2 separate regions of the Homo sapiens genome follow, and region 2 is linked to region 1. The links are chromatin contacts, found by Hi-C in ENCODE. All regions are on one chromosome and are shown on one strand. Each heading gives the region's core, a stretch centred on a gene start or an enhancer-like site at or near the end of the contact. The rest is flanking DNA. Distances are from core to core; before and after follow the strand shown. Region 1 holds the start of LRIG3 (leucine rich repeats and immunoglobulin like domains 3). Region 2 holds the start of LINC02388 (long intergenic non-protein coding RNA 2388).

Region 1 (4,936 bases), core at 1,688-4,187:
TATTATTTTACAGCTCAAACTATTCGACTTTTCACACATGGGACTCCTATAGTAATAAATCACAACCAAATAAAGTGGAAAAAATACATACACACGTAATTTTTCTTAAACTTGCAAATTCAACAAATGAAACAAAAGATAGACACTGAACTTTTTCTGAAAAGTGCTTTCATAAGCCAGTCCAAAGACAAACTCCTACTATTTTGATTACCCAAGGAAAGGGAAGGTAAGATATGGGGAACAAAAACATGCATTTTTCTATTTATATCTGAACTCGGAAATCATCTCCTTAAGACGATTTTTCTAATTACGAAAAACTTTAGTAGCTTTTTAGACCACCTATTCTAAAATACCAAATAACAGAGAAAGTAAAACTCAATTCCACGTGTTTTTCTGCTCCTTTCAAAAGTGGAAAGAGGAGACCTCTAGAGCTTTAGGTACAAACAAAAGAAATATTTACAATAAAGAATCCAGACCACATGGTTTGGTGACACCTACAAAGATGGTTAAAAGTCACAGAAGTACAGGAATGACAGAGCTGTCCAATAAGTGATCACAGCAGGGTTCCTGACAACAGACTGAGTGCTTATTTATACAAGTGGAACTTATTTTCACATACATTTAAGGAATGTGGGCTAGTATTGAGACAATTTACTGCTGGTGGAAATGTAATTAAAGACTGTGCTAACCAAATAAACTCTAATTTGTTTTTAGTGTGCCACCAAATTATCTGCAAAACAAAATCCTAATTAGGTCAGCTACTTTTAAGACAATGTTTAAATAGGTATCGAACCCCTTTTGGTTCAACTCAACTTCTGATCAAGGGCAACACAGATTTTTTTTCTAAACATCTAAATCCAGGAAAAAAGAAAAAAAGTACTGCACACTAGCATGATCACAATAGACAACTTGACATTGAAAAACTATCGAATACAAGTTAGATGCCGTGAATAATCTAAGCATATCTAAATACACTCCAGGAAGCACTGTATTCATTTTCTCTTTCTCATCCCTCTATTATTCCTAAGTGTTCACCTCCAGTCATTTACATGTTCAGTTCCATATGTTGTCAATAGAGCCATTCACTCATGAATAAGGCAGCATGACCTCCACAAGAGGCAATTTAACAGAATTAGCCACAACTAATTGAAAGTCTCCCTGCTTTCGGTTAAAGACCTTATCTCCTCTTCCAATTGCAATAAAAACTACTAAATAAAACGTCCCAAGAAATTAAATATCAATCCAATACTAATTCTACTTTATTAAACTAAGGCTTATTAAAAACACAAGGAATATACTTTCTGATGGCCAACAATTCTACATTCACAAAAGTTATTTAGATTAGCACAATAATTTTAAAATATAAATTCTTAAACACCTGACCAAACCTCCTACCACATTAGGGCATTGGAATAGTTCACTAGAATTGTTTTAAAAACTTAAAATTTTCATTGCAATTCTGCTAAGTCAAAATATAAGATTACGTATGAAGTGCACTTTTATTTTAAACAGAACAACTACTTTAAAAAATACAAATTTTGATTGTTTACTTTTTACAGCACTCCAATTTTAAAACTGGGACTGAGGAAGAAAAGAGATGACATTTGGAAAAGATCAGCATTTCCAACTAAATTACATTTTCTTCCTTGTTCTTCACGCAGTTGGCAGTGATTTCAGGTTTTCAGACTTCGCAGCTAAAAATCCAAAAACTTGCATAAGAGCTCCCTGCGCTCTCCCCTAAACCGTCTGGGCGTTCTGAGGAGCTACAGAAATCACGCCCTTGATTCTGGATAATCGAGTTCCGCCCTTTCCATAGCTACCGACCAGTCTTTACAATCTGGTTGAGGAGTGGGAACTTACGGTCTGCTAATGTGAAAAAGCAAGCAGAGGGAGAACAACAGAAGTACGTCCACCATAACTTGGAGAATGACCGAATTCTGTTGAGGGGGCTTCCCAAATGAAAAGCCTGACTTCAGTTACTGGGTGGGAACAGGAAAAGGAGTCTGACGCAGCTAGAAACTAAAACTGAACCAGACTCATAACTCAGCGAGAACTGCAAACTCCTGATGTGTGCAGGTTGCCGCTTATCTCCCCTGGGCCTGGCAGGAGCAAGCATTTGAACCCCTTGGCTAGCTTAGGGCGCAGGACTTCATCCCCAATCTCTGGCGTCGTTACTGGCCCCCAACCCTGGTCTACCTGCAGCCAGTTAGGACGCGCCAAGAGCCCACCTGCGCCGCCCGCAAAGCACGTGGGAGGGAAACTGAGGCCCGGACAGTTCTTTTTCCACGCCCACGGAGCGCCGATCGCGGCCTGGGCCAGAAGGAGCTATACGGCAAAAAGGGGACTGCACGCCGAACCCCATTCCCCGCCGGCTCCTGTTTTCTCGAATCTCCAGCGGCCCGGGCCCCCTCCCCCCGCGGGAAGAATACTTACAGCCGAGCGACCCAGGACGGGAGTGGCTCGGGAAGACGCGCTAGCCGCTTACGACTGCAGTCCAGCAGGTCCCCGAGGCAGCGGCAGGTAGTGGGGCATGGGCGCTCGGCGGCTACCCCAGAGGGCTGCCCGAGTTCCCCGCGACCGCCGCTGTCTGACCGGCCAGCGCGCCCCAGCACCGCGCACAGCAGCAGCCCCAACCCCGCGGCGCGCGCACGGAGGCTCGGCGCGCTCATCGCGGTCCAGCGGCCTAGGTCTCTACCCGAAGCTCCCAGCCGGCGCGCGCTCGGGGCCCGGCACAAACTTCCAGCCGAGGGTGCACGCCCGCCCTCGCGGTCGCGTGCGCGCTCCTCCCTCGCGCTGCCCGGTCAATTCCTTCTTTTACTCCCGGCGGCGAAGCCCTTTCATGCCCCCAAACAGCAGGAGGGAAACCGAAAAGAACTGCCAACTGCAACAGAGTTGCAGCTTGAGCAGCGTCGGCTCGCCGAAGCCCCTTCTTGTCTGCAAAAGAAACTTTTTCGCCTCCACCCCGCGGCACTGCGCCAAGTCCCCGCGCGGCGGAGTAGCAAGGCGGGCGGGTAGAGGCCGACGCGCGCCCATTGGCCGACTCGGCTGCGGGCGTCCCCGTGGCCACGTGACAATAACACCGCTCCAGCCGGGGGCCTACGCGCGGGAGAAAGTGGAGCTGAGATTGTAGGAAATTCAGAGTTATATTTTCCAGCCTCTCCAGCCAGAAGTCTCCACTACGTCGTGGGAAACATATATCAAATGGAGTTGAAAGGCAAAAGGAAGTGAGCAAATACTGGGCTAGTTCTCGGAGTTGGAGGTATTTAGGAGAACTTCAGGGAAGTAAAGTTTAATTAGCAGTGTTTTCAGGAAACTTTTCAATTCCAAATTAAAGACACTGATAAATTATCCTACCATCCACAGATGAAAGAGTGGTTTCAATGAAAACAGCTCTTTCAACGTTAATGCTGGTGGGTGTTCCCCCATACATCGGCTTCAAAAGTAAAAACAATAATAAAACGTAAAACTCGTGGTTTTGGAAAGTGTATATTGAATTACAAATAGCCAGCCTTCGTGCACTGGATAAAGCTGGGCGGGGTGGGGGATGGGAGATGACCTTCTAATAGACCTCGATGGCAATCATAGATTCCTGGTAATAGTAATAATAAAAGTAGTCACAGTGACATTTCAAAGTAAAATGAAAACTAAGACCTTGGAGGAAAAAATTAGTATATGCACCTTGGTCCACTTGCGCTTTGAGTAATGACACATGTTGATTGAGAATGCTACCAGGGTAAAAGTACCTCCCGGCCTCCTCAGCTGGGGGAGTGGATGTTTGGGGCTGGATTCAGGCTACAGGACTTCCCAGTGAAGTTTGTTCCTTAACTTACAGGTGATCAGCGCCACAAGATGTTGAAACTAATGGAGACCGCAGAGATCATGTGCTAAGGGGCCTTCCTCCTCTGGGTAAGGAAATAGACCTAGAGAACGTAACTAATGTGTTTGTTGCAAAAAAAATAAAAATAAAAGCAAGACAGAAAACATGAACAAACCAAAAAACAAACCCTGGAAGCTTAAAGTAAGTTTTCACTTCTATACATTGTTTATTGCATGCTGTCTGCCCAAGCTTGTCTGTCCTTGGAGTTGCGTAAACTGCTCATGATTGAGGAGTGGAGATAGCTTGTGGAGTTGAGACTTTAACCCTGACTCTAAGGCCCATTGATTTTTCACTGTAGCAAATCACTCCCACTTACGGGGGAAGGAAAAGACTCACTTTGAAGTTAACACACCCTATTTTAGATATGGTATCCCATTTTCTTATTTCCAGCTACCATTAACAACAACGCTACTACCTTTTTGGATGATGTATAATTATAATTAGAAAATATCTATAATGATGGCACCTTGGTTTTGAATTTATGATTTTGTCTGCTTGGGAGTAGACAAAACACACTACAGTCATAGTAAGGATTTTCCAGCTCAGTATCCCCCATCTATTTTTATTTATTTTTTTTATTTTTTTATTTTTGAGATGGAGACACTCCAGTCTGTCACCCAGGCTGGAGTGGGGTGCAGTGATGCGATGTCGGCTCGCTGCAACCTCTACCCCCTGGGTTCAAGCAATTATCCTGCTTCAGCCTCCCAAGTAGCTGGGATTACAGGTGCCCACCACCACACCCGGCTAATTTTTTTGTATTTTTAGTGGAGACAGGGTTTCACCATGTTGGCCAAGCTGGTTTCTAACTCCTGACCTCAGGCTATCCGCCCGCTTTGGCCTCCCAAAGTGTTGGGATTACAGGCGTGAGCCACCACACCCGGCCCCCCATCTATTTCATACAAGGAAAATTAGGTATAATTCATTGAAGTTTTTAAAAAGAAGAAAGATTCCATTGTACACATGCCATTATGCATAAGCAAGGTAACATCAGTATGGAGGCTTGCTCTTGAGACATGAGACATATGACAGGGATATAAATGTGCTACCATTTTGGGGAGT
Region 2 (4,936 bases), core at 749-3,248, 140 kb before region 1:
TGGTTTGCTGCACCCATCAACCCATCACCTACATTAGGAATTTCTCCTAATGCTATCCCTCCCCTAGCCCCCAAGCTTCCCACAGGCCCAGTGTGTGATGTTCCCCTCCCTGTGTCCATGTGTTCTCATTGTTCAACTCCCACTTGTGAGTGAGAACATATGGTGTTTGGTTTTCTGTTATTGTGTTAGTTTGCTGAGAATGATGGTTTCCAGCTTCATCTATGTCCCTGCAAAGGACATGAACTTATCCTTTTTTGTGGCTGCATAGTATTCCATGGTGTATGTGTGCCACATTTTCTTTATCCTGTCTATCAATGCTTTTACACTGTTGGTGGGAGTGTAAATTAGTTCAACCATTGTGGAAGACAGTGTGGCAATTCCTCAAGGATCTAGAATTAGAAATACCATTTGACCCAGCAACCCCATTACAGGGTATATATCCAAAGGAATATAAATAATTCTACTATAAAGACACATGCACATGTATGTTTATTGCAGCACTATTCACAATAGCAAAGACTTGGAACTAACCTAAAGGTAGTTCTTAAGGCTAAAATGAAATTATTCTAAACAGTAACTCATATCCATATGCAGAGATAAAGAGAACCAAACAGATTGCATAAGTAGATATAAAAGACAGTATAGATGAATTTTTTGTTTCTAATATTTTTCCTGTTTGATTTAAAAGACAATGGTATAAAAAAAGCAATAATTATAAATCCGTGCTGATGGGCATACTGTGTATAAAGATACAATTTGCACAGCAACAATAGATAAATAAAAGAAGAGGAAATGGGACTGTATAAGAGCAAAGTTTTTACAAAATATTGAGATTAAGTAGACATTAAACTAGGTTATTATAAATTTAGTATTAATAATCCTACAAAAATAGATAGCAAAAGAAACTACACAGGAATTAAAATAGTACATTAGAAAAATCCTATTTAACACAAAAGAAAGCAGTAATAGAGTAATGAACAGAAATTACATAAGACATATATAAAAAAATTAAAACATAGCAGCCATATATCCTACTTTATCAGTTATTACATTAAGTTTAAATAGATTAAACCTCTACTTAAAAGCAGAGACCATTAGAATGAATAGAAAACATAATTCAACTACATGCTGACTACAACAGACGTATTTTAAAATTCAAAGACAGAATTAGATTGAAAGTAAAAGGATAGAAAAAGATATATCATACAAGCAGTAACTAAAAGAGAACTGGAATAACATACTACTATCAGATAAAATAGACTTAAAACTATTATTTTAAAAAGGATTAATTAAATAATTATAATTTAACTTTAATAATTAAAAATTATTTACAAAAAGGATATTTTATGAAAAAAGGGTCAATCCATAAAGAAGATATGATTATTATAAATATGTATGCAATCATAATGATCAAGAGCCTCAAAATACATGAAGCAAAACTGATAGAACTGAAGGAGAAATATACAATTCAACAATAATAGGTGAAGACTCCAATACCTCACTTTCAATAATGAATAGAACAACTAGACACAATATTAACGAAACAGAAGACTTGAACAACACTATAAATCAGATGGACCTAAATTATATTTATAGAACACTCCACAGAACAACAGCAGAATATACATTCTTCACAAGTCCTTTGGACCAGGTTCACCATGAGCCATTTACTAATTCCAGAGGAGAACTCCTACTACATGGAGAATAACAAAGATCATCGCAATGCCAACCACCAGAACTAAAAGTTGAAACACTTCTGTACACTACATCTTGGGCTGTAATTTTTATCACTTGCAGAAGTCCAGTGAGACAGAACACTCATACAAATTAAGAAAAGCAATTCAGTTACTCACAGGTATGTAGCAAGGGACAGCAGAAGCTATGAATTACGGCAAGCCAGTCCCTACGTCTCGGAAAAGCTGCCCAGGGTGGTGAAAGCTGCCCAGGGTGGTGGACTGAGTCTCTGCAAGTGCCTCACATCTCACTGCAACTGAGGAACCCCAAAAACACTCTGCTCTGTTTTTTATACTACAGAGACAACTTAGATTACTGTGCTAAAACATTGTAGGACATCCTGTTCTAGGAGGAACAGAAATAGAGCCCAGATTGTTCCAAACAGTTTCTCCTTATCTCAGGATGCTGTGTTCTCGGCACATTCTATAGCTATTCCGAAAATTACAAGTGAGATGGCGGAAAGAGCTGGGCCAGCCAAGGTTAGCCAGAGCCCTGTCCTGCAAATCAACATGAGGCATTCTCCAGGACAGACTACATATTAGTCCACAAAACCAATCTCAATAACTTTAAAATAACTGAAATTAAACAAAGTATGTTTTATGACCACAATGGAATGAAATTAGAAATTAATAGTAGAAGGAAAGTGAGCAAATTCATTAATAAGCAAAAGTGAAACAACGTAATCCTAAACAACCAATTGATCAGAGAAGACACCACAAGGGAAATTAGAATGTACATTGAGATTAAAAACTAGTACAGACACAAAACACTAAAGTGTATGGAATGCAAACAAAGCAGTGTTTAGAAGGAAATTTATAGTTCTAGATCCTTGAGGAATTGCCACACTGTCTTCCACAATGGTTGAACTAGTTTACAGTCCCACCAACAGTGTAAAAGTGTTCCTATTTCTCCACATCCTCTCCAGCACCTGTTGTTTCCTGACTTTTTAATGATCGCCATTCTAACTGGTGTGAGATGGTATCTCATTGTGGTTTTGATTTGCATTTATCCGATGACCAGTGATGTAAGAACTTAAAGTATAATAAAAAAAGAAGGAAATTTATAGCTATAAACATATATTTTTAAAATATAAACCCCCAAATTAACAATCTATTAACATATGCAAGTCAATAAACGTGATACACTACATAAACAGAATTAAAAACAAAAAATCACATGATCATCTCAATAGACACAGAAAAAGCATTTGACAAAATCCAGGATCCCTTTATGATTAAAACCCTCAGCAAAATTGGCATAGAAGGTGTGATGGTTAATACTGAATGTCAACTTGATGGGATTGAAGGATGCAAAGTATTGTTCCTGGGTGTGTCTGTGAGAGTGTTGCCAAAGGAGATTAACATTTGAGTCAGTGGACTGGGAGAGACAGGTCTACCCACAACCTGGGTGGGCACCATCTAATCAGCTGCCAGCGCAGCTAGAATAAGGCAGGCAGAAGGATGTGGAAGGACTAGACTTGCTGAGTCTTCCAGTCTTCATCTTTCTCCCTTGCTGGATGCTCCCTGCCCTCAAACATAAGACTCCAAGTTCTTTGGCTTTTGGACTCATGGACTTACACCAGTGGCTGGCCAGGGACTCTCGGGCCTGTGGCCACAGACTGAAGGCTGAACTGTCAACTTCTCTACTTTTGACGTTTTGGGACTCGGACTGATCCACCACTAGCTTCCTTGCTCCTCATCTTGCAGATGGCCTATCGTGGGACTTCACCTTGTGATTGTGTGAGTCAATTCTCCTTAATAAACTCCCTTTCATATATACATATATCCTATTAGTTCTGTCCTTCCAGAGAAACCTGATTAATACAGAAGGGACATACCTTAATGAAATAAAAGCCATCTATGACAAACCAACAGCCAACATAATACCGAAAGGAAAAGAATTGAAAGCATTCCCCTTGAGAACTGGAACAAGACAAGGCTTCCCACTCTTACCACTCGTCTTCAACACGGTACTGGAAATTCTAGCCATAGCAATTTGACAAGAGAAAGAAATAAAGGACATTCAAATCGGTAAAGAAGAAGTCAAACCATCATTGTTTGCTGATGATATAATTGTACAACTAGAAAACCCTAAAAACTCCTCCAAAAAGCTCCTAGAACTGATAAATGAATTCAGCAAAGTTTCAGGATACAAAATTAATGTACACAAATCAGTAGCTCTGCTATACACCAACAGCGACCAAGCAGAGAATCAAATCAAGAACTCAAATCCTTTTACAATAGCTGCAAAAAAAATAAAATACTTAGGAATATACCCAACCAAGGATGTGAAAGACCTCTACAAGGAAAACTACAAAACACTGCTGAAAGAAATCATGGATGACACAAACAAATGGAAACAGATCCCATGCTCATGGATGGGTAGAATCAACATTGTGAAAATGGCCTTACTGCCAAGAGAAATCTACAAATTCAATGCCATTCTTATCAAAATACCACTATCATTCTTCACTAAACTAGAAAAAAAATCCTAAAATTCATACGGAACCAAAAAAGAGCCCTTATAGCCAAAGCGAGACTAAGCAAAGAGAACAAATCTGGAGGCATCACATTGTCTGATTTCAAGCTATACTATACGGCCATAGTCAGCAAAACAGCATTGTACTGGTACAAAAATAGGCACATAGACCAATGTAACAGAATAGAGAACCCAGAAATAAATCCAAATACTTACAGCCAACTGATCTTCAACAAAGCAAACAAAAACATAAAGTAGGAAAAGGACACTCTATTTAACAAATGGTGCTTGGATAATTGGCAAGCCACATGTAGAAAAATTAAACTGGATCCTCATCTCTCACCTTACACAAAAATCAACTCAAGATGGATCAAAGACTTAAATCTAAGACCTGAATCCATAAAAATTCTAGAAGATAACATCAGAAAAACCCTTCTAGACATTGGCTTAGGCAAAGACTTCATGACCAAGAACCCAAAAGCAAATGCAACAAAAACAAAGATAAATAGATGGGACTTAATTAAACTTAAAGGCTTCTGCACAGCAAAAGAAACAATCAGCAGAGTAAACAGACAACCCACAGAGTGGGAGGAAATCTTCACAATCTATACATCTGACAAACAACTTATATCTAGAATCTACAAGGAACTCAAACAAATTAGCAAGAAAAAACCGAACAATCCCATCAAAAAGTGGGCTAAGAACATGAACAGACAATTCTCAA

The links. Hi-C counts contacts between places; a loop is a spot of excess contacts on that map. Pooled maps may share reads with other maps.
Region 2: a map of Right ventricle myocardium inferior shows a loop between it and region 1 (4-fold over the local background). The contact joins the promoter of LINC02388 here to the promoter of LRIG3 in region 1. A Hi-C loop is called at or near these places in 3 of 168 maps with a recorded cell type or tissue (Caco-2, HepG2 and Right ventricle myocardium inferior) and 3 of 50 pooled maps.

The regions. Positions count from the first base shown.
Region 1 is chr12:58,917,567-58,922,502 of GRCh38, forward strand. It overlaps LRIG3 (leucine rich repeats and immunoglobulin like domains 3), which reads right to left and starts at 2,938. Exons shown (of 19, transcript NM_153377.5): 1 at 2,434-2,938. The coding sequence starts at 2,669. It overlaps LRIG3-DT (LRIG3 divergent transcript), which reads left to right and starts at 3,138. Exons shown (of 6, transcript NR_183518.1): 1 at 3,138-3,224; 2 at 3,833-3,906. RefSeq lists an enhancer at 1,835-2,104 and silencers at 2,485-2,564, 2,985-3,094, 3,713-3,822.
Region 2 is chr12:58,779,718-58,784,653 of GRCh38, forward strand. It overlaps LINC02388 (long intergenic non-protein coding RNA 2388), which reads right to left and starts at 1,999. Exons shown (of 8, transcript NR_120452.1): 1 at 1,854-1,999. All of the region lies in intron 1 of LOC100506869 (a long non-coding RNA gene), which reads left to right.